2 separate regions of the Mus musculus genome follow, and region 2 is linked to region 1. A link is a loop called in an ENCODE intact Hi-C map of the cell type or tissue named here. Cell type or tissue: heart. All regions are shown on one strand. Each heading gives the region's core, and the rest is flanking DNA. Links, peaks and the distances in the headings are about the cores only. Region 1 holds the start of Nt5c (5',3'-nucleotidase, cytosolic). Region 2 holds the start of Nup85 (nucleoporin 85).

The links. A loop is a pair of places that touch in the nucleus more often than their neighbours do. Peaks named below come from ENCODE experiments on the same cell type or tissue, not always from the same donor. Only the 100,000 strongest peaks of a DNase experiment are listed, where the experiment ranks them.
Region 2: a loop joins it to region 1, with 2.4 times the contacts of the local background. A loop is called at or near these places in 3 of 42 quality-filtered maps.

Annotation. Positions count from the first base shown.
Region 1 is chr11:115,484,639-115,496,699 of GRCm38, reverse strand. It overlaps Armc7 (armadillo repeat containing 7), which reads right to left. Exons shown (of 3, transcript NM_177778.5): 3 at 6,234-7,987. The coding sequence ends at 7,626. It overlaps Nt5c (5',3'-nucleotidase, cytosolic), which reads left to right and starts at 4,886. Exons shown (of 5, transcript NM_015807.1): 1 at 4,886-5,093; 2 at 5,329-5,429; 3 at 5,502-5,562; 4 at 5,733-5,847; 5 at 5,956-6,275. The coding sequence starts at 4,914. The coding sequence ends at 6,101. It also overlaps the pseudogene Gm11694. In heart, for the core only: a CTCF peak has its summit at 5,288 (motif pointing left); DNase peaks (open chromatin) are centred at 4,849, 6,059 and 7,949; H3K4me3 peaks cover 2,425 bases; H3K27ac peaks cover 2,213 bases.
Region 2 is chr11:115,558,244-115,570,304 of GRCm38, reverse strand. It overlaps Nup85 (nucleoporin 85), which reads right to left and starts at 5,861. Exons shown (of 19, transcript NM_001002929.4): 1 at 5,743-5,861; 2 at 5,058-5,151; 3 at 3,542-3,704; 4 at 1,872-1,942; 5 at 1,583-1,626; 6 at 534-603; 7 at 185-306. The coding sequence starts at 5,775. In heart, for the core only: CTCF peaks have their summits at 5,857 and 6,776 (motif pointing left); a DNase peak (open chromatin) is centred at 6,084; H3K4me3 peaks cover 2,209 bases; H3K27ac peaks cover 1,648 bases.

The DNA of each region.
Region 1 (12,061 bases), core at 1,627-9,626:
AGACAGATTGTCGGGAGAGATGGATCAGTGGTTAAGAGCACCGATTGCTCTTCCAGAGGTCCTGAGTTCAATCCCCAGCAACCACATTGTTGCTCATAGCCATCTGTAATGGGATCCAATGCCTTCTGCTGTGTTTGAGACAGATTGTAGCTCTTGGTTTGAGTTAATGTCAACATTGCACAGCTGTAGTACTGGGCTGTGCTCCACCATAGCTGCCCACTAGTACAGGGCTGTGCCCCACCATAGCTGCCCACTGTAGTACAGGGCTGTGCCCCACCATAGCTGCCCACTGTAGTACAGGGCTGTGCCCCACCATAGCTGCCCACTAGTACAGGGCTGTGCACCACCATAGCTGCCCACTGTAGTACAGGGCTGTGCCCCACCATAGCTGCCCACTGTAGTACAGGGCTGTGTACCACCATAGCTGCCCACTGTAGTACAGGGCTGTGCCCCACCATAGCTGCCCACTGTAGTACAGGGCTGTGCCCCACCATAGCTGCCCACTGTAGTACAGGGCTGTGCCCCACCATAGCTGCCCACTAGTACAGGGCTGTGCACCACCATAGCTGCCCACTGTAGTACAGGGCTCTGTACCACCATAGCTGCCCACTGTAGTACAGGGCTCTGTACCACCATAGCTGCCCACTGTAGTACAGGGCTGTGCCCCACCATAGCTGCCTACTGTAGTACAGGGCTGTGCCCCACCATAGCTGCCCACTGTAGTACAGGGCTCTGTACCACCATAGCTGCCCACTGTAGTACAGGGCTGTGTACCACCATAGCTGCCCACTGTAGTACAGGGCTGTGCCCCACCATAGCTGCCCACTGTAGTACAGGGCTGTGCCCCACCATAGCTGCCCACTGTAGTACAGGGCTGTGTACCACCATAGCTGCCCACTGTAGTACAGGGCTGTGCCCCACCATAGCTGCCCACTGTAGTACAGGGCTGTGCCCCACCATAGCTGCCCACTAGTACAGGGCTGTGCACCACCATAGCTGCCCACTGTAGTACAGGGCTCTGTACCACCATAGCTGCCCACTGTAGTACAGGGCTGTGTACCACCATAGCTGCCCACTGTAGTACAGGGCTGTGCCCCACCATAGCTGCCCACTGTAGTACAGGGCTGTGCCCCACCATAGCTGCCCACTGTAGTACAGGGCTGTGCACCTCCATAGCTGTCCAGGATGGGCTTTTCTACCTCTGATCCTTTGTGTAGGATCAGACTAACATTTAACACTGTCTTAGCACCGGGGCAGATGTAGGAGGCCCTGACTTTGAACCCCTGCAGCTGTCCTGGAACTCACTTTGTAGACCAGGCTGGCCTCGAACTCAGAAATCCGCCTGCCTCTGCCTCCCCAGTGCTGGGATTAAAGGCGTGTGCCACCATGCCCGGCTTTTTTTTTTTTTCCCCTGCAGCCAGTCTTTTCTGTTCCCTTGTCACCTTCACTGTCATCCCATCCCATCATGTGTTCCCACCCCCAATACCAAGGTAGGTTTCTACCTTGAGATCAATAATGGCTAGTGTTCAGTGATGCAAGCTGCAAAGGGAGAGTCCACATAGCTACAACAGACTGCCACACAAACAAGGTGACAGGAAACTTTCTGGGGTGGATGGACAGGAAGGTTCAGGTTGACTGTCACAATGTCCACTTGTGTTTCTGACAGGCTGGGCTCCCTTGCTGGTTATTTGAGCCTAGTACTTACTGGCAAAGCCAGACCTTGGAACTGCTAGGTGTATCTTTAAGAGTAGAGATTACAGGGCCGGAGAGATGGCTAGCAGTTAAGACTTTACTGCAGGGCAGGAGCAAAAGAGAGCTAGATGTTCTAGAGGTCCCAAGTTCAATTTCCAGCAACCATATGGCGGCTCACAACCATCCTGTAATGGGATCTGATGCTCTCTTCTGGTGTGTCTGCAGAGATGGACACATACTCATAGACATAAATCTTTTAAGAAAGCATAAACTAGGTTGTTCTAAAACATTTTACATGTTTGACTGACAGCTGTAGCCTACAATCATTTCTGTGTACTGCAACAGGCTAGCTTGCTGAATGGGTGGGCCATGGCTTTTAAAGGCCTGATTTTCCACTATGAATCTCAGGGAGTAAACCTGTACCCATCCTTCTGAGCCTCCGAGCAAGGGTGGGGCTCCTGGGAAGGGAGTTACCTGGCTGGTGTTCTAACTTGACAGTTGGCCTTAACTTTTATTATAGAGATAAGCACCTGGTGGCAGGTGTTTTGAGGGAGTGGAGGTTCAGCCAGACTCCATTATTGGAGCAGATTTTAGGGGACTGTCTGGAAACATTTGTAGGAGGGGGTTTAACACCCCAAGATAGAAAAGATTCTGTAAAGTCAGATCTTCAAACCATTTTATAAATGGGGTTCGTATGCTTGCTTGGAGGGTTGCTTAGTGCTAAAGAACATTTGCTGGGCCAGGCAGCGGTAGCACACATTTAATCCCAACATTCAGGAAGCAAAGGCAGGTGGATCTCTTGTGAGTTTGAGGCCAGCCTGATCTACAAAGAGAGCTCCAGGACAGCCAGGGCTATGCAGAGAAACCCTGTCTCAAGACAAGAGCATTCACTGTCTTGCAGAAGACCCAGGTTCAGTTCTCAGCACCCTCTTAGCAGCTCACAGCTGGTTCTAACTCTCGCTCCACGGCCTTGAAGCTTGATGGCCTCTGAATGCTTGCAAGTGGCGCACAGATATTCACGTGAGGGGGCAGAGGTGGAGGCAGAGGTATCTGGAATTAGTGGCAAGCCCAGGTAGGGAGTGAATTTGAGGCAAACTTGGATGCATAAAACCCTGTTGCAGCCGGGCGTGGTGGCGCACGCCTTTAATTCCAGCACTCGGGAGGCAGAGGCAGGTGGATTTCTGAGTTCGAGGCCAGCCTGGTCTACAAAGTGAGCTCCAGGACAGCCAGGGCTATACAGAGAAACCCTGTCTCAAAAAAACAAAAACAAAAACAAAAACAACAACAACAAAAAAAACCCTGTTGCAAAAAAAGTAAGGGGTGTGTGTCCAGGAGATGTTGGGAGAAGCCTGAGTTAAATAGGGTAAAGATACAATATGTATGGGATACAATATGTATGTATGGGATTCTCAGAATATTTTAAAAGTTACTGAAAGGGCAGGAGAGAAAAAACAGCAGATGAACTTTAACTCAGTTTATGTGAAAATTGGTTTGGCTTAGTGAAAATTCAGTCCCTAAGTAAGAATTCACCGGGATATGTTGTTGTTGGTTTGTTTTACCAGTTTTGTTTGCTTTTTTGTGTTTTTAAAAAAAATGTTTATAAGGAAAAAAACAAAAAATAAATAAAAATAAAAAGAATAAAGGAAGAAAAGAAAAAAATTGTTTATTTTATTTTTTTAAAAGGTTCTATATTTTATTACTAGACAAACACCCTAATTTAAGACATGAGCAAGTCTCCAGGTTAAAAATGTTGAAATCTGTCTGGTAGGACTGATTGCTGACCACAACTCAGTATAAACCCTCAGTCTTGCCATTGTGTGAATCCTTACAGACCCAGCTTTGTTCTCCTCCAGTGTCTTCTAAGAGAAGAGTTGAACCTGACGTTGTTACCAGTTTTCATCCGGATCCACTGAGGAATGGGGCGATTTTGCTTTTGTTTCTTGGCCAGGAATCGCTTGATTCGGAAAGTCTTGTGAGAAGACATGGCAAGAAGCCGAATCAGGCGTAATGCGCAGGATGGCAGAGGAAAGGAGAACCGAATCAGGCGTAATGCGCAGGATGGCAGAGGAAAGGAGAAGAGCTTTTTTTATTTTTAATTTCATTTATATGAGTACACTGTAGCTGTCTTTAGACACACCCGAAGAAGGCATCAGATCCCATTACAGATGGTTGTGAGCCACCATGTGGTTGCTGGGATTTGAACTCAGAACCCGGGGAAGAGCAGTCTGTACTCTTAACCGATGCTGAGCCATCTCTGCAGCCCAAATTTGTTTAAGATAAGGTCTTCACTAAGTAGCTCTGGCTGTCTTGGAACTCAGAGGTCTGCCTCCTGGGTGTGAGGATTAAAAATGTGCGCCACTACACTCTGCTCCTTTGTTGTTTTAAACTGGCTTTTCTTCAAGTGAGATGTCGGGCTCCATGCTGACAAACTTCTGCCATGGGTTAGAAGTCATGTCTTATCGGGGTGTAGCAGTGCCCACCTTTAAACCCAGCACATGGAAGGCAGAAGCAGGCAAACCTCGGGGAGTTTGAAGCCAGTCTGGTTCACAGAGTTTCAGGACAGCCAGGGCTATGTGGAGAAACCCTGAGTCGGGGGTGGGGGGGGAGTCATTACTCAAATCTGCATTTATAGGTTGGAAAATTGATGTGATGTCGCCATTGACTCTGAAATCTACAAGAATAAGTTGTGTCTCTGTGTGTGAACGCTTAACATTTTCTAGAGGGACATACAAGTTTTCGATTCTACCGGAGACCTCGGGTCCACAGGAAAAAGTAGTGGACGCAGATTGAAAACAATGTTACTGTTTCAAACCAAGTCTGGCTTATGAGTCCGGTCTCTTGAGAGCCCAGCTCATGCCCAGCTCATGCCCACGGTTGTCTTTAAGGGGTCCTTCTCATCCCTTGAACTGGGAGACTCACGATCCTGTCAGCTTCCAGCCTGGACAAACATGGGAGAGGCAAAGGATGCATTCAGCATGCGAAGCAGGTTCCCCATTGCCAAGAAAGTATTTCGGATCTTAGAGGTTATGGGAGAGGGATTCTGATGCTGCACATGAGCGGCAGCCCCGTAAGGGACGCAATGCCATCCTGGGCACCTGGTTGGCCACTCTGTGCAAATGAACAAAGTCCGGCCCGCCCCTACCCCGGTCCCGGAAGCTTGTTTCCGGGTCTGGCATCTTCCGTGCTTGCCGCTGTGCTCTGCGGAGACACCGGGCGTGGCAATGGCGGTGAAGCGGCCCGTGCGCGTGCTGGTGGACATGGACGGCGTGCTAGCTGATTTCGAGTCCGGCCTCCTGCAGGGTTTTCGCCGCCGCTTTCCCGAGGAACCGCACGTGCCGCTGGAACAGCGCCGGGGCTTCCTCGCCAACGAGCAGTACGGAGCTCTGAGGCCGGACCTGGCGGTAGGAGACCCGATGGGGAACCTCTAGGCTGAGTTCTCTTCTAGGCAGCCAAGCTGTGCGAATCCACAGTTCACCCCCGAACCAGAAAGCTTGAAAGGGTACACACACACACACACACACACACACACACACACTAGAACCGAGGTCTCCTGCAGAATCTTTGTGTGTGTGTGTGTCCTCTTTGGGGCTCCCCCTACTGGAAAGCAGGAGCGGGACCAAGATCTCTCTCTTTCAGGAAAAAGTGGCCAGTGTGTATGAATCTCCAGGCTTTTTCCTAAACTTGGAGCCCATCCCTGGGGCCTTGGACGCTTTGCGAGAGATGAACGACATGAAAGAGTAAGGAGGGTGAGGAGGGGGCGGCGGGAAGACGGCCAGTGCCCCAGGCCTAACTGCACCCCTTCTCCGCAGCACCGAGGTCTTCATCTGCACCACCCCACTGCTGAAGTACGACCACTGTGTGGGCGAGAAGGTGCCGGCGCCTGCGCTGATTTAAAAAAATAAACCAGAAAATGGGGGCTGGGTGAAAGGGGTCCCGCGTGTTTGAGGGCTAGTCCCACTTAAGCCCCCATGCCTTACTTATCTTGCATTCTGAGCCTAGCAAGTTCCACTGACCTCTCCCCACCCCTCCCGCCTATACAGTACCGCTGGGTGGAGCAGAACCTGGGGCCAGAGTTTGTGGAGCGGATTATCTTGACTAGGGACAAGACGGTGGTCATGGGAGACCTGCTCATTGATGACAAAGACAACATTCAAGGTTGGGCCAGCCAGTTAACCTTGACAACCCCCAGGCATCTGGCCTGCTGGGATTAAGGAGGAGTAAAAATGACCCAATTACAGAGCGCACGCTGTCTTTACTGCCCAGGCCTAGAGGAGACCCCAAGCTGGGAGCACATCTTGTTCACCTGCTGCCACAATCAGCACCTGGCCCTGCCCCCCACCAGGAGACGGCTGCTTTCCTGGAGTGACAACTGGAGGGGGATCATTGAGAGCAAGCGAGCCAGCCTGTGAAGGACCCTGAGGTGGACAGGACCCTGCCTGGACAGGTGACTTTCTTTAATCAGGGAGCCACTTGAACAGACTGCTTTCCGGCTCCTCCCAGGAGGCCTACACGGGAAAGAAGGAGACTAGCACACAAATACAGTGGAGAAAATCAGGAGGTTTTTAATAAAAATAAAAACCAAACGCGAGGCTTTGGATCTTTGATGCTCCTTTTCCTTTTCAGCTCAGGATGGGAGCGGGAGCCTTCCTTCATCCAGTGGCTGTACGACAGCCCCTCTCCAGCCCTTGTAGATCTCCTTCCTCAGCTTTCGTTGTCCATCTGAGGGGGGACAATGCTGAGTGATCAGGGCCCCCATTTTCCCTAAACTCCACTTCCTGTCAGGACTGCTCTTCGCTTATCCCCTAATTCCATTTTTTCTTCTCAGTGGCAGAGGAGGGCGGGGTAACCAGTTACAGGAGCTCGTTAGACTCTATCGGACCTTTGTGGTCAGGAACTCACTAGGTGGACCAGACTCATCGCTATCCCGCTCCTGTCTCTCAAGGGATTAGATTAGAGGTTGGGCCGCCATGGTCCCCTGACATTAGTTTCTAGGTGTCTTTATGGAAGGTCTGCATCTGAGTCCTGAGGGGTTGACAGTACCTACTGGAGGCTTGTGGCTCCTGAGAGAATGGCAGGAAGCAGACTGGGATAGCCCATGAAAGGTTCATGTTCAGGGCTCCCACCCAAGTGTCAGAAGATCTGACCCATAGGCAAAGGGGGCCAGAGCAACTCTTTTGAAAAGACAGGGATGCCACACTTGGCAGCTGGCACATGAGTGGTCCACAGCCTGGTAAAACAGAAGTCACTGTCTTGCTGTCTAACCCAAGGATCCTATGTAGGGCCTCTCCAGAGAGACAAGGCATGCCCGGGTGCCCTCAGTTCTCCTTCATTCTGCTCTCACACCTGTAGGGCCTTGTTCTTCATGCCCAATGGCCATTTAGTTAACACTCATTAAGCTGTGACACCCAAGGGAAGACACTTCACCTCTGCATTCCTCTTAGGGCGCCTCGCAGAGAGCAGGGCTGTGTGGATAGTTGTTTCTGTTCTGCAGAGCTCTCCAAGTCAATGCTACCATGCCCAGATACTCAGCCTCAACACGGGAGGAGTCAACCCACGGCATTTCCCCAGACAATAAGGCTGATTGATCTCTAGCCATCAAAATTACTCTGGACACTCATGGTACTGGCCACTCTCCCAGGGGCACAGCTTCTTACACGAGGGCATTAGCTGGGCACTGGGGGCAGCAGAGGTGGTGGTCTGTCTGTAGTTTATTGATTGCCAGTCCATGAAAGCCATACCAGCTTTGGTTCTCCTCTAAGCATCTCAAGTCTGGCTTCGTCCCTCCTCCTGTTTTCCCTGGATGCAAACGCCTGTCATGCCAAGACTGCAGCTTGCATGCAGCTGAACAAGCACCACTTTGCGCAGGATGGGCTCAGGATGCTATTAGCCTTCTGCTTCCTATACCTGTGGCAGGATCTTTAAGTGTCCTTGGGTCAGGGCTGCTGTGGGGCCTCAGTCTTTGGCAGTGGGATCCCCAGGGCAGAATGGGCCTGCTGGCTGTGGGCCTCAGCCACCTGGCTCGGCGAGCAGAAGTCCTCTAGGAATATCTGGGCCAGGTTCCGGAGCCGTGTGCTGGCAGAGATGGAGAAGCGCAGCATGCACTGGACCACGGGCAGGGAGGTCAGCTCGGGATGGGAGCGGGAGCCTGGCGAGCTCAGGTACATGAGAGTGGTGACAGCAGACAGCACCGTCTCCTCGTCAGGACTGGACAGGCAGCCGATGATGAGCGGGAGGCCCCCCGCCTGCAGGACGTGCTCCTTGTTGGCCTTGTCCGCGCACAGGTTGCAGAGCCCCCCTGGAGAGAGGCAAAGGTGGATGAGCCGGGTGCCTGGGTTCTGGTTTTCCTCTGTCTCGCCTCCCAGCCTCTCTCTGGCTAGTGAGTCCTGAGGAAGCACTTGGGCCTGGGGAGAAGTCTGCCTGTGGACAGGGACTGCAAGGTCACCAAGACCCAGTCCTCTGCCAAGGCTTCAGGAGTCCACCCTGGGAGTCACCCTGACTTCTGTCCCCAGCATCAGCCCTCCCCCAAAAGGATAGTGAGAAAGAAAAAGAAACCAGAAACCTCACGACATGCTAAGTCTAAGTAAATTACAGCAAGCTCATTGGATAAAAAATACCATGTAGAGCTTAAAAATAATGTCTCCAGGCTAGATAAGTGGCTCAACAGCTAAGACAGTGTATGGCCCTGGCAGAGGACCTGAGTTTGATCCCCAGGACCCCCAGTGGATAGCATGAATTCCAGCTTCAGGGGGTATTAAACCCCTTCTGGCCTCTGTGGACATCTGTATTCACGTGCACTCGTACACACACACACACACACACACACTATTAAAATGAAAGGTAGTGTCTTCAGGAGAGTTTTGGGGGCTAGCTTTGAGAAAGACTTGCTCTGAAGCCTAGGTTTGCCTGGAATAGTGTCCCACCCTGGCCTCCTGAGTGCTGGGTTATATATAGGCTTGCCCTAAAACACCAATATAAAAGTCTGCTTTCACCGCTAGGCATGGCTACATCCCTGTCTCAAAGACAAAACAAGCGGGGTAGAGAGATGGCTCAGTGTCTAAGAATACTTCCTGCTCTCCTTGAGGACACAAGTTCTGTTCCCAGGACCCACACCAGGCAGCTCTGAACCACTGGTAACTCCAGCTCCAGGGAATCTAAAAACCTGGCCTCCGTAGGACCCCATGGTGAACACGCAGCATTCACACACAGATATATGGTGTACACACAGCACTCACACACAGATAGGCCTCATATATGAATAGAAACAAACAGACAAACCCCACAAGGACTGGAGAGACGGCTCGGCACATCCTGCTCTTCTGCCTGTAACTACAGCTTCATAGGATATGACGTCCCTCTTTGGCCTTCATCAGCACCTGTGTCCACATGAACCTACCCACCCCTCCTCCTACGCCACATACACACATACATTAAATAAAAATTTTAGAAATCCTAAAGATAAACAAAACAAAAATATAAATTTTAGAGTTTGGGAAATGGCTCAATTGTTAAAAGTACTCGGCTAAGTTTGATCCTAGCACCAATATAAATAAGCCAGACATAATTATGTGGGTCTGTAACATCTTCACTGTGGGGGTAGAGACAGGAATGTATATGTGTATGTGTGTGTGTGTGTGTGTGTGTGTGTGTGTGTGTGTGTGTGTGTGTGTGATTGGTGAGCTCCAAATTCAATGAGAGACCCTGTCTTCAAAACCCACAGCCGGGCCGTGGTGGCGCACGCCTTTAATTCCAGCACTTGGGAGGCAGAGGCAGGCGGATTTCTGAGTTCGAGGCCAGCCTGGTCTACAAAGTGAGTTCCAGGACAGCCAGGACAGCCAGGGTTACAGAGAGAAACCCTGTCTCAAAAAAACAAAAACAAAACAAAACAAAACGAAAAAACCCAACCAACCCCCAGTGCAGAGCCACAGAAGATCACCCTCAGCATTCGCCCCTGGCCTCCGTACTCAAGAACACACACATAGAAAGAATTAACTTTTGTGTGTGTGGGTGTATGTGGCAGTGTCTCACAGTGTAGCTCTAGCTGGTCTGGAACTTGCTATGTAGACCAGGTTGGCCTTGAGCTCAGAGAGATTCATCTGCCTCTGCCTCCCAAATGCCTGCGCCACCATGCTTCCCTATAACCAGATTTAGTGGAGGCGGAAGGAGAGAAAATACTGGGAGAAAGGACCGAAACTGGAGGAGGGCATTTCCAGAGTAGACATGTAGTGCAATCGAAGTCCAAGGGACCTAGGTGAGAAACCCTAGCAAAGTCTCCCAGACACAGAGACTGGACTTCTGTAACCAGGCAAGGCCTCAAGGATAGGGACTGGGCCACCAACCCAGCCAACACATCTTCAACCTTCAGTGTGTCCTGCCTGCAGTGTGTCCTGCCTGCAGTGTGTCCTGCCTGCAGTGTGTCCTGCCTGCAGTGGGTCCTGCCTGCAGTGTGTCCTGCCTGCAGTGTGTCCTGCCTGCAGTGTGTCCTGCCTGCAGTGTGTCCTGCCTGCAGTGTGTCCTGCCTGCAGTGTGTCCTGCCTGCAGTGTGTCCTGCCTGCAGTGTGTCCTGCCTGCAGTGTGTCCTGCCTGCAGTGTGTTCTGGGACAGGAGCCTAGCAGCATCACCATCAAAGAGAGCAAGGAGACTTCATGCAGAGTCTCCCAGGCAAGCGTCAGGTGGAGCCCAGAGGCACACAGAGATCAGGGAGCCTGCAGCCTCTGACCTAGGTCCTCTGCAGATGCTTGGCTGAGCTCCTGGTGCTCCTGTGGGAGTCCTGGGGGGAAGCAGGGCTTGCCCCGACTCTTGCCTACCGTGGGACCCTTTTTTGTCCTAGGGCTGCCTTGCCCAGCCTTGCCATGATGGCGTGTGCCTGCTCTTACTGCAGCTTGATATGCCGTGTTTGGTTGATGTCCCTAGGAGGCCTGCTCTTTTTGGATCTGGGAGAGAGAGAAGGTGGGAGGGAGAGACTCAGGAGAGGGGAGGAGGAGAAGGGAGAGGGGAGGGAGGGAAAACTGCCATAGGGATGAGAATATATAAAAGAATTTTTTTTTTTTAAAGATTTATTTATTTATTATATGTAAGTACACTGTAGCTTTCTTCAGACACTCCAGAAGAGGGCGTCAGATCTTGTTACAGATGGTTGTGAGCCACCATGTGGTTGCTGGGATTTGAACTTCAGACCTTCGGAAGAGCAGTCGGGTGCTCTTACCCACTGAGCCATCTCACCAGCCCCATAAAAGAATTTTTTAAGATTTAAAATATATTTTTAAAAGCTAGCTTTAGGACAGAGCTTGCATGATCTCACTTAAATAAGGACCGAAGCCATGTGAAAGCAATCCACAGGGACAAAGCTAAGAGCTGTGCCCACCTGGGGTATGTGGGAGAAACAAGACACAGCTTGACTAAGGAGCTGCTGGTGCACATGGGAGCACACCTTAATGGACTCAAGGATTAATTAAACTGCCACTTGTGTCCATTCATCAGACGCCCAGATAGTTACAAACCAGAAAGGGTGGACCGGGCGTGGCTGCGGTGGACGCTTGCGAGGGCTCCTGGGCTCCATCCTAGTACCACCAAAAAGAAAGAGAGGAGAGCAAGCCCTGACTAGCTGAAGAATTTGCTTTGGGCGGACAGAGATGGGGGCGGGGTGGAAGAGCTAGAGGCAAGAGGCAAAGGCTGGGCTCTGTTGGACACCAGTAACCATAGAAACCCCTGAAAGATGGAACCTGAGATGAGAGAGCTGGACTTGGAGAAACAGGCGACAAGTAGGAGCTGGTGCTGGGAAGGGCTCAAAGGGATTTCCTGGGGGTTAAAACGGTGGGCAGGCGGTGGGAGCGCATGGCTTTCATCCCAGCACTTGGGAGACAGCTAGATGCAGGCAGATCCCTGAGTTCAAGGCCAGCCTGGCCTACACAGAGAGACAAGAAAGTGAAAACAAAAATAAGGTGTCAGTGAGATTGCAGGTAAGGGTACCTGAGCATGCCTGGTAACCAAAGTCCAACTCAGGGACCCACGTTAGGGTGGGAGGAGAACACTGACTCCGCACAGTTGTCCTGTGACCCCCACATACATGCAATGGCATGTATACACGCCCCTCCCACATTACATGCACAATCATAATGCAATACATTTTTATAAAAAAATAAACAAAAAAGCCTCACTGGGCACTAATCTGTTCTTAGGTTTTACTTCAGCACCCTGAAAATGCTTGTTGCCGGCTGTGAGTAAGAGGAAAATACACACGAAACGTACTTCTATTGATGTATATATGCATGTATGCACATGATAAGGCCTTCCTGTGTAGCCCTGGAGGGCCTGGAATTCCTCCATGTAGACTAGGCTGGCCTTGAACTTCTGGAGATCCACTAGCCTCTGC
Region 2 (12,061 bases), core at 2,718-10,717, 73 kb before region 1:
AGCACCGCTCCCCGTGCTAAATTAGTTTTAAACTGCTCTGGAGCAGAGAAGGAAAGATGCAAAACCTACTCCACAATCATAAACTCAGAGAGCTGAGCCAAGGCTGGAGCAGGGGTCCTCCCAGTCAGCCGACTGCAGCGCGCAGAGTGCACAGGGCGGGCGGCTGCCGTCCGCGCACACTCACCAGGTCCCAGAAGTTTTCATGCTTGCTTGGGTTGTCACCGCCCAGGACATCTGCCGACAAACTGTCCACCTCGCACACGTGCAGTCGGACCCAGTCAAGAAGGTGAAGGAGGAGAGGGCCAGCTGAGGAGAGACTCATGTCACACAAAAGAGCTCAGCTTCATCTGCGGCATCTCCACTCCACCCAAGTACAGACACGGACGTGGATTTATAGCAGAGGACCTGACTGGACAGAGGGCTATTTATTCCCTGCAACTAGGAAGGACAGAGGACGACAGGAACCCTGTGATGCTAAGACAGAGTTAGCCTGGGCTAAGTGAGGCTACATGAAACAAACAAATTGGGGTTACCTGGTGCTACTTCAATAAAGAGAATCTCACACAGGTTCCAAATGAGCTCCATGGCTGACAAAATGGAGACCTAGGGAAGAAACGGAGACTAGTTTTAACTGAAACTATTACTGAAACTCGAATGCAAAGCAACAGACAGCAAGAGAGATGGCTTCACAGTCAATAGACTCTGCTGTGCACACATCAGGAGCAGAGTTTGGATCATAGCACACAGATAACAAGCTGGAGACCTGAGCACATCTGAGGCCTCAGCTACAAAGGGAACAGAAAGGAGGGTCACTGCAGCTTGCTGGTGTCCAGCATAGCCAAAATAACACAACTCCCAGGATCAAGAAGAAAGAGAATGAGCAGAGAGAGTGGACATTCAACATCTTCTTCTGTCCTCCACATGCATGCACAGGTACGCTTGTACATACATACACACAATAAAAACTGTTTTAAAAAGGTGACATGTCAGCCGAGGGCATAGCTCAGCAACAGTGTGCATACTTAGCACACCTACAACACTGGAACCAAGACCAGGCACTGCAACAACCGAAAAAGCAAAGCCCAACCTAAGATGCTTTAGGAAGATGAACGTCCCCCACCCCACCCCACCCCCCTCCATCACCCCTTGTTCCAGGGGGAGAGCATACTGTGCCCATCAGAGAAAGCCTATTTTCCCTGTTCATGAGTTAGAAAAGCTCTGGGGTCTCACTGAGGAAAGAGTCCTAGATGTCGCCTTCTAGTCCTGCTGAGTTATAACCACATGCTGCTTGACAACAATTCTGAGTTCATGAGACCAAGCAGTAGTCCTAGAAGCTCGGTTCTCCATCTCAAGTGACAACTCACAAACACCATGTGTTAGGACTCATCTTTTCCACAAGCAATGAAAACCCTGAGTTCCCATGGGCTAAAACCTTGACCAACACTTTCAAAGCCATACTTGCCATCCCAAAGAGCTGCTGATCTACCTGAAAAGGAGAGCCCTCCTGCAACAGGGACCACAAAGCCACCACCCTACGCACTAACACGATGTTGCCAATACAATGAAAGCAGCTACACCTTACCTGGCTGCTGAACTGCCGGCCACTGGCTGGATCTTTAGCAGCAACTAGCAGAATACAAAACACCTTAAGTCAATCAACCTGCACTGAATGTAGCTCATCTCCTAAGCCCTCAGAAGCCCCATACGGTTTTTGCCTTGGTTTCTTTTACCACCCACCCATTTTCATGTGAAACGCTTATGGATCACACATTAAAACAAGGACCTATTATGAACTGCACAGCAGCCTCCTTAAAGGCCTCTGGAGAAAACAGCACCAGATAACGTACTTCAAACACACACAGGGTCCTTACTTGCAACCTGATGCATTTCTTCCATACAGGCCCGTATGACTGAACGGTAATTTTTACTCACTCGAACCAATCTACAAAAAAAATGAAATGACATACAAGATGACATGGAACCGTATCTTGATGCTAGAAAGAGAGAAATCAAAAGACAGGAGACGGGCTGCAACATCAATTCCAGGAGCTCTGAGTGCTCTGGCCTCCAGTACATATAAACTCATGTGGTCACACCATACCACACAACAAACAAACAGCTTTGTCACAGTGGTTTTAAAGTGCGTACTACTGTTGGAAAGGACCAGAGTTCAGTACCCAGCACCCTTATCAGATGGCTCACAACTGGCTGCAATTCTGGTTCTAAGAAACCCAATGTCATCTTCTGATTCCCACAGGTACCTGCACCAATATGCACCTACACATACATGGTTAAAATAAGTCTGGACTGCAAAGACGGCTCAGGTTAAAAGCACTACTGTTGTAATCAAGCCTGTGGCGTATTTTCTCAGTTGATAACTGATATGGGAGGTGCCATCCGAAGCTGGCGGTCCTGGCTGCTGTAAGAAAGCAGACCGAGGGGCTGCAGAGATGGCTCAGTGGTTAAGAGCTCTGACTGTTTTTCCAGAGGTCCTGAGTTCAATTCCCAGCATCCACGTGGTGGCTCAAAACCATCTGTAATGGGATCTGATGCACTCTTCTGGTGTGTCTGAAGAAATAAATCTTTTTAAAAAAAAAACAAGAAAGAAAGAAAGCAGACTGAGCAAGCCACGACAGTATGGCAGTGTGCAGGGCTCCTCCACGGCTTCTGCATCAATTTCTGCTAAAATTCAGTGCTCGATGCTCCAAGCACTGAATTACCACAAGCCTGGTAATCGTGTCTGTAACCCTGAGCTTGAGAAGTAGAGGCAAGAGGACCAGAAACTCAAGGATACACACGTATTTGAGCACATACATAGCCTGGGCTACACAAGTCAGCAGAGTGCATGCCAGGTGTATGAAACCCAGTTTCACCCTCATCTACTTACTGAGCTCAAGGAACGAGCACAACAACAACAACAAAAAAGAGTGAATAATAGGAAAGAAAAAAAACAAACCGTAGCCTGGAGGGCTGGCCCAGTATCACGGCTCAGCAGCTGGGCACTCAAAGGCAGCTCGAGCTCCGCCACCCCAAAAGGAAGCAAAAAAACCAAATCCTGATTCCTTGTCAAAAACACAAGCTTGAGAAGCAAGTCTTTCTTTTCCATTTGCCTTGTCTGCTGACGCCTGTATTTCTTTCATATTAAGACAGGGTCTCGCTTCTGCAGCTCTGGGCGGCCTGGAACTCACTCTGCTGACTACCAGCTCTTAAAGATCTGTCAGCCTCGTTTTTAACTCTTTCAAGAGTGAGATCTAATTCAAGGGCTTCTCTGTCTGAGTCTTCCTTTCACCATATTTATATTATTTTTATTTTGGTCGGTGGTGGTGTTCAAGGGACACATACAAATGAAGTAGGAATCCAAAAGGAAGAGTTGATACATATATATCAAGCCAGTAAGTCTTCCAACAGCATTTACACAATGCACAACTACACCCTAAGAAGATACACAGGAGAACAGGAACCCCGAGGTGCCCCGGCACTCACAAGGATAAGGACGCCTCCCTCTCACGACTTCACTGCAGCCTCAGCACCCACCACTTACTGAGCTTTCCTGGACTTCCCCGACAGTTCTTCCTCAATTTTTTGCAGGCCAACAAAGATTCCATGGGATTCATTGAAGAGTTTTCTCAAAATTTGAGAGTAAACATCCACATCTTTCCGTATGATGTAGATAAAAGGGCAGCTCGGCACCTTCTCTGATTTGCCTGTAACAAAACAGGAAAAAAAGTAACTCAACATCTACCATTTTCCCCAAAAGAGAAAAACATCCCAGTACTTCTAATTCTCTAATTACAAAGCCCGGCTGAGCCTGGGGCACATGTCCACTTTCTCCACCGGTGGGAATGAGACGGGAGGATTAAAACTCAAGGGAAGACTAGTGCACACAGTCGGCCAAGCAAACCAGGTTTACGCCAAAAGAAAAAAAGATTTGTCTTCATCTGGTCTGTGTAGGCTGAGATTACAATACAAGCAGGCAGCACAACACAGACTTCTTTTTTGGTGATATTGATGATCTAATTAAGGACACTGCCCATGCTAAAGAAGTTATCACTGAGCCACTGAGTGATAGCCTACATCCTTGGTTTTTGAGAATGGGTCTGGCAACATATCCCAGGCAGCTGGGGACTCTCTATTCCCCCCGCCAACTCTTCTGCACAGTAGAAAATCTAAGGTTGCAAGCGAGCGTTGCCTGAACCCAGGACTTTGCCTTCAGCTGAGGCAGTCTAACTCACTTCTTTGGGCTTGTTTTTGTTGGGTTTCTCAAGACAAGATTTCTCTGTGTAGCCCTGGTTGACCTAAAACTCATTCTGTAGATCAGGCAGGCTGTGAACTCACAGAACCACCTGCCTCTCTGTCTCCTGAGTGCTGGGATTAAAAGGTGCGTATCTCCACACCTGGGCTATATGGGTCGTTTCTAAAGGTTAATTATAGGAAGGGGGCTGAAGAGATGGTTTGGCGTCTAAGACAACTGGCTGAAATTTCCTGCCTTTAATCCTAACACTCAGGAAAAAAGAGCAAGTAATTTCTGAGTTCAAAGCCAGCTTGGTCTAAACCAAGTACCAGGACAGCCAGGCTACACGGAGAAACCATCTCAAAAAACCAAAACCAAACAAGAAGTACACAGGCAGCTCTTCCAGAAGACCTAAGTTCAACTCCCAACACCCCATATGGCAACTCACATAAATATAGAGTTCTAGTTCCTAGAATCCAATGATCTCATTTGGCCTCTGCGGCACCAAGCACGGAGTGGTGCACAGTTATGCACGTAGACAAAATGCCCATACACAGACTATAAAATTTAAAAATTACTTAATGTCAAGTGTTGAACCACACACCTCAAGTCCCAGCACTCTGGAAGTCGAGGGAAGAAGATGTAGAATTCAAACCTACACAAAGATTGCACAAAGACAAGCCCACTAGGACTACATAGGGGCAACTTGTCTCAAAATAGCAAAAAAACAAAGTTTCAAAAATAAAAATATTGCCAAATAACTCCAGTTTCCTGCCTCAGAGAGTCAACCAATGTGCCAAGACAGATGTGAAAAAGAACTGCCTACCTGTTTGGTTGAAGGAAGTTTCACACAGAAGCATCTCGCCGGGGCCCCAGTCAAAACACATTTGCTTCTTCTTGGAATTCACACCTGGAATCCACTAGTAAGACATAAGGAGGCACAGGAGCTGTTAGCCCTACAACTGTCCATTCAACTTCCAAGTGTAACTGCGAACACCATACACCAGGCGAACAGCCTAGGTCGTATCCAATGATGCTGTGCACATATTCAGACATATACACACTTAAAAAAACATTTTCTAGGTGCAAGAGGAATAGAATACAACGCGACAGAAACTAGTCTATTGTCTCCCGTGAGAACAAATTATGCATTTATTAAGCCTCGGACTAGGACAGCAGGACAGGGAAAGGCCAACTCATCCCTTGGAGTGACCATGTGGGGCTTACACCAATCTCATTCTAACGCCCAAGGGGGGAAAACTAGAGAAGCAGAAAGGTTATAAAAACAAGGGTGATGCAGTGGGGTTTCCGCGAGCCGGCCAGTATTCACAGGACCTAGGGACCACTATTGCCATAACCTAGTTCCCAGTTAACCTGACATTCGGGATGGTGGCAACTGTGTCCAGGGAAGAAGCGTGCGTCCCGCATGTAGGGAGGCAGCCTGAAATGACCAAAGAAACGTAACCCTCACAGTGCAACAAGCCAAGCCACTCCACTCCGATCGCCCTTACAGTTACTGCGGGCTCGCAGTCGAGCTCCTCCATAGCGCCGTGCCCCCCGCGGCTGGGACCCTGCCGCGCGGCCGCTTCTCTGCGCTCAGGCCTCCCGCTCACAGACAGCTGCCAAAGAGGACCCCCTCCAGGGCGGCTTGCGCAGCGCCTGCAGACCTTAGCGCAACAGATCCCTTCGTCTTAGCCAAACACAGCCCCTTGAAGCCTTTCACACATGTTCCACTATTCTAACCTATACAACACATCATGAAAACGGCTCTAGGGCCCACGGGTCCTCAAGGAATGTTCCCAGTAGATCAGGCGGCGCCACAGACAGTCCCACACTAGGTGAGGGAAAGGTCCCCGGAGATGGCGGGAGAGGCGGTGGCTGGGAGGGTGTGCGCATGCGCAGAAGCGTGCTGGCGCATCTATTTCGATTGGAGAGCTACTCCGTCTCTGTAATCCTACTTTATCTCTTAGCGGTAGTTGTGATCCCTCCCTCCTGGTCTGTTATTAGAATATTCTCAGTCCCTTTTCCGAACTCCGACCAGTATAATGCGCTTATTTTGGAATTAGTCTCGGACACATGACATCCGTAAACAACGGGACTTCAATCTTTTATGTACTGGCAACTTTTCTTTCTTTAGGATTATTCTGAACTATTTCTACCTTAAATTGGTGGTCATACATGACTTGGAAGTAGGGCATAGTAACATAAGCCGGAAGATGCAGCACTTGGGAAGTAGAGACTGAAAAATCGGGAGTTCAGAACCAGCCTTAGCTACATGGCAAGGTTGAGCTCGCATCGGGGCTAACTGAGACCCAGACTCAAAAACCAAACTCCCACAAACTTTAAGGAAATAAAGGAAAACCTTTCTGTCAAATTTTTATCCAAATCCTAATCATCAGTGATTTAGGGAGCTAGAGTGTTGGCTCAGTGGTTAAGAGCATACGCTGTTCTTCCCGGGGAACCTGGATCAATTCAAAGCACTCACATACATGTGGAACAGTCCCAGGCAATCTGATGCCCTCTTCTGGCCTCTGTGGAACCAGGCACACACATGTAGTACACAGACATACACAAAACACCAGTATATATACAATAAAATAAATTTTATAATTAACTTTTTAAAAAAGATTGCATGTATGTGAGTAAACTGTCACTGTCTTCAGACACACCAGAAGAGGTCATCAAATCCCATTACAGATGGTTGGGAGCCACCATGTGGTTGCTGGGAATTGAACTCAGGACCTCTGGAAGAGCAGTCAGTGCTCTTAACTGCTGAGCCATCTCACCAGCCCTTAGTCTGTCTGTCTTTATTTTTTTGTTTGTTTGTTGGTTGGGTTTTTTTTTTTCTGTTTTGTGTGTGTGTGTGTGTGTGTGTGTGTGTGTGTGTGTTTGTTTTTCGATACAGGGTTTCTCTGTATAGCCCTATGCCTCCCTAGTGCTGGGTTTAAAGGCGTGTGCCACCACACCCGGCAAGCCCTTAGTTTTTCAAGACAGGGTTTCTCTTTGTAGCTTTGGCTGTCTTTGAACCTAATCTGTAGACCAAGCTGGCCTCAAAGTCAGAGATCTGTCTGCCTCTGCCTCTGGAGTGCTGGGGTTACAGACCTGTGCTACCACCACCCAGTGACAATATTTATTTATTTATTAAAATTATTTATTTTAGGTATGTGAGTACACTGTCTTGAGAACACCAGAAGAGGGCATCAAATTCCTTTACAGATTATTATGAGCCACCATGTGGTTGCTGGGAATTGAACTCAGGACATCTAGAAGAGCAGTCAGTGCTTCTAACTGGTGAGCCATCTCTCCAGCCCCCTTGTTTTTATTTTTCTGTCCGTTGGTTTTTCCTACATGATGTCTGTGTGAGGATGTCAGAAGCCATGGATCTGGAGTTACAGACAGTTGTGAGCTGCCATATGAGTGCTGATGATTGAACCCTGGCCCTTTAGAAGAACAGCCAGTACTCATATGTGTTGAGCTATCTCTCTAGCCTCAAATATGTTTTTTTTATTTTATGTATATGAGTACACTGTAACTATCTTCAGACATACCAAAAGACAGCATCAGGTCCAATTACAGGTGGTTGTGAGCCACCATGTGGTTGCTGGGAATAGAACTCAATTCTCTGAAAGAATAGTCAATGCTCTTAACCACTAAGCTATCTCTCCAGCCCTACCAACAATTTTTTTTTACTGTTTTAACAATTCTTTTTTTATTATTAGATATTTTCTTCATTTACATTTCCAAAGCTATCCCAAACCTCCCCCACACACACCCACTCCCACTTCTTGGCCCTGGCGTTCCCCTGTACTGAGGCATATAAAGTTTGCAAGACCAAGGGGCTTCTCTTTCCAATGATGGCCAACTAGGACATCTTCTGATACATATGCAGCTAGAGACACAAGCTCTGAGGAGTACTGGTTAGTTCATATTTTTGCTCCACCTATAGGGCTGCAGATCCCTTTAGCTCCTTGGGTACTTTCTCTAGCTCCTCCATTGGGGGCCCTGTGAGACATCCAATAGCTGACTGTGATCATCCACTTCTGTGTTTGCTAGGCCACGGCAGTGCCTCACAAGAGACAGTTATATCAGGGTCCTTTCAACAAAATCTTGATGCAATGGTGCCAACAATATTTTTTAAGGAGAAAAGAAAAAAACTTAACATTTTCCCAAGTAAAAGTAGTGATTAAAGCCGGTCATGGTGGCACACACCTTTAATCCCAGCACTCGGGAGGCAGAGGCAGGCAGATTTCTGAGTTCAAGGCCAGCCTGGTCTACAGAGTGAGTTGCCAGGGCTATACAGAGAAACCCTGTCTCGAAAAAAAAAAAAAAAGTAGTGATTAACTGAGCTTGGTAGCTCATGTTTCTAATCCCAGCATTTGGATCTCTGAGGCAGAAGGATAATAAGTTCAAGGCCAGCCTGGGCTATATCACAGACCCTGTCTCCTCAACAAAATGTACCTATGATACCAGTAGCATAATTTGTAACAAAAGATGGTAAGACAACAGTCATTAGCCCAGCCCTCACTATGTAACCCAGACAAGCTTCAAATTCACACTTGTCCTCCTGTCTCAGCCTACAAAACATTTCTTTGTCAGATATGATCTACTATGTCTGACTCTAAAATACTTCTATTTCTCCCCCCCCCCCGGGGGGGGGGAGGTATGTTTGTGTGGATGTGAGTATGTGTGTGGATGTGTGTGTGGATGTATATGTGTTTTTGTGTCTGCTAACCAGTAGTGTGTGAATGTGTGTATACAGGTATTGTTAGCCATTTATTTATAGTAGTGCAGAGGCCAGAGGAAGACATTGGGGTCATACACTATTCATGTCCCTGATTTTTTTTTTTTTTTTTTTGGAGACAGGGTTTCTCTGTATAGCCCTGGCTGTCCTGAAACTCTGTAGACCAGGCTGGCCTCCAACTCAGAAATCCACCTGCCTCTGCCTCTCAAGTGCTGGGATTAAAGGCATGTGCCACCATGCCTGGCCCATGTCTTATTCCCTTGATACATACTCTCTCACTAACAAGGAGCACACATGTAAGTGAGGCTGATATACACTCACACTTGACAATAAACAAACATATGGCTAGAGACTCGACTCAGAGGCTCTTCCTACTTTTACAGAGGACACAAGATCAATTTCCAGCCTCTAGTAGGCAGCTTGCCAGTCTGGAACTCTAGTTTCATGGAATCAGTGGCCTCCACAATACTTAATGTTACACATACATGCTGGCAAACACTCATATATATAAAACATAAATTTTGTTTTTAGTTTTAAAGTAGAGACCTGCCTGCATCAGCCTCCTGCGTGGTGTGTGTGCCATTACCTCCCAACAATTTTTGTTTTGTTTTTTTTGTTTTTTTTGTTTTTTTTTTTTTAAAGATTTATTTATTATATGTAAGTACACTGTAGCTGTCTTCAGATGCACCAGAAGAGGGCATCAGATCTCATTACGGATGGTTGTGAGCCACCATGTGGTTGCTGGGATTTGAACTCAGGACCTTCGGAGGAGCAGTCAGTGCTCTTACCCGCTGAGCCATCTCGCCAGCCCAACAATTTTTGTTTTGTTTTGTTTTTGTTTTGTTTTGTTTTTTTCAAGACAGGGTTTCTCGGTGTAGCCCTGGCTGTCCTGGAACTCACTTTGTAGACCAGGCTGGCCTCGAACTCAGAAATTCACCTGCCTCTGCCTCTCAAGTGCAGGGATTAAAGGCGTGTGCCACCACACCTGGCCCAACAATTATTTTTAAAAAAAAGCGAGACAGGTTAAATAAAAATTATCAGCTGAGGGCTGAAGAGATGGCTAATCAGTTAAGAGTACTGACTGTTCTTCCAGAGGTCTTGAGTTTAATTCCCAGCAACCATGGCTCACAACCATCTGTAATGGGATCTGATGCCCTCTTCTGGTGTGTCTGAAGACAGCTACAGTATACTCATATACATAAGATAAATAAATAATTAAAAAATATATCAGCAGAGCATGTTGATGCCTCCTTGAAATTCCAGAATTTGAAAGGCTTAAGCAAGAGAATTGCCATGACTTTGAGTCCAAGAAAACTACATCTCAAAGACTAAAAATTAAAAAGAAGTAAGCTGTACAAAGTCAAGTGAATGTTTGGGGTTCTTTTGTTTGTTTGATTGATTTATTTTTTCGAGACAGGGTTTCTCTGTGTAGCCCTGGCTGTCCTAGAACTCACTCTGTAGACCAGGCTGTCCTCGAACTCAGAAATCTGTCTGCTTCTGCCTCCCAAGTGCTGGGATCAAAGGCATGTGCCACCACTGCCCGGCATGCTTGCCTGATTCTTACAGACAAGAAGAAAGTATCAGGTCCCCTGGAAGTGGAATTAGAGACACTTGGGAACCTTCTGATGCAGGTGTACAGAAGTGAATCTGAGTCCTCTATAAGAGCAGCAATGGGGCTAGTGAGATGGCTCAGAGGGTAAGAGCACTGACTGCTTCTCCGAAGGTCCTGAGTTCAATTCCCAGCAACCACATAGTGGCTCACAACCACCCATAATGAGATCTGATGCCCTCTTCTGGTGTGTCTGAAGTCACCTACAATGTACTTATGTATAATAATAATAATAATAATAATAATAATAATAATAATAAAATCTTTAAAAGAAAAAAAAAGAGCAGCAATGTTCTCAGCATTGAGCCATCTCTCCAGGCTCAATGGTCCCCAGCTCCTTTTTTTCCAGACAGAGTTTCTCTATAAAGTTCTGACTGTCCACTGTCCAGGAACTTAGTGGGTAGGCCAAGTTGACCTTGAACTCAGAGATCCACTTGCCTTTGGCTCCCTTGTACTGGAATTAAAGGTGTAGGCTCCCTTGCCCAGTCTAATCTTGAACTCTGTTTCTTGAGGGGGGATTGGTTTTGGTGCTTGAAACAGGGTCTTTGGGGCTAGAGAGATGCTCTGTGGTTAAGAGCACATATTGAACTTCCTGCGGACCTGAGTTGGATCCCCTGCACATATGGCCATGTGGCTTACAATTGCCTTTAACCACAACTCCTTGGGGATCTGACAGCTTGGACCTCTGTGGGTACTTGTACTTATGTGCATACATACACACACACACACACACACACACACACACACACACACACACAACACACACACACATAGCATCACTAAAATAACAAGTGCTAGGCACAATGGCACAGGTCTTTGATCCCAGCACCTGGGAGGCAGAGGCAAACAGATCTCTGTGAATTTAAGGCAAGCCTGGTCTACAAATTGAGTCCAGGACAGCCAGCTGGTTACACTCAGAAACCCTGACTTGAAAAACCAAGATAGATAGATAGATAGATGGATAGATAGATAGATAGATGTTGTGTCTGGCCAGTAGATCACAACATGGGTTCTAGCCTGGAAAGGCATTTTGGAAACCTGGAAGAGAAGAGGGACTGGGCTGCGCTAGATAAGGAAGGAACCAAGACAAAGCTCTCTGCTCAAGGTTCAATTTTTACTATTTCGGCACTCAGTTATAAAGGAAGGGGGAGAGGCCCAATTCCAGCCAAATAATCTTGGGGTCCAGTAGCAGGGTAACCACGTGATGGCTTCAGAACAGCAAAGCAGCAGGTTCCAGCAGTAGGCGTGGCAGAAAGATTGAGCGGGAAGCTCCACCCCTGAGCAAGCAGGTTTCAGGCTGGGGGAGGGGAGACTATAGATAGATAGATAGATAGATAGATAGATAGATAGATAGATAGATAGATAGGAAGGAAGGAAGGAAGGAAGGAAGGAAGGAAGGAAGGAAGGAAAGAAAAGACAAAAAAAATGACACAGGATCTTTCTACATAACCTTAGCTGTCCTGGAATTCACCATGTAGAG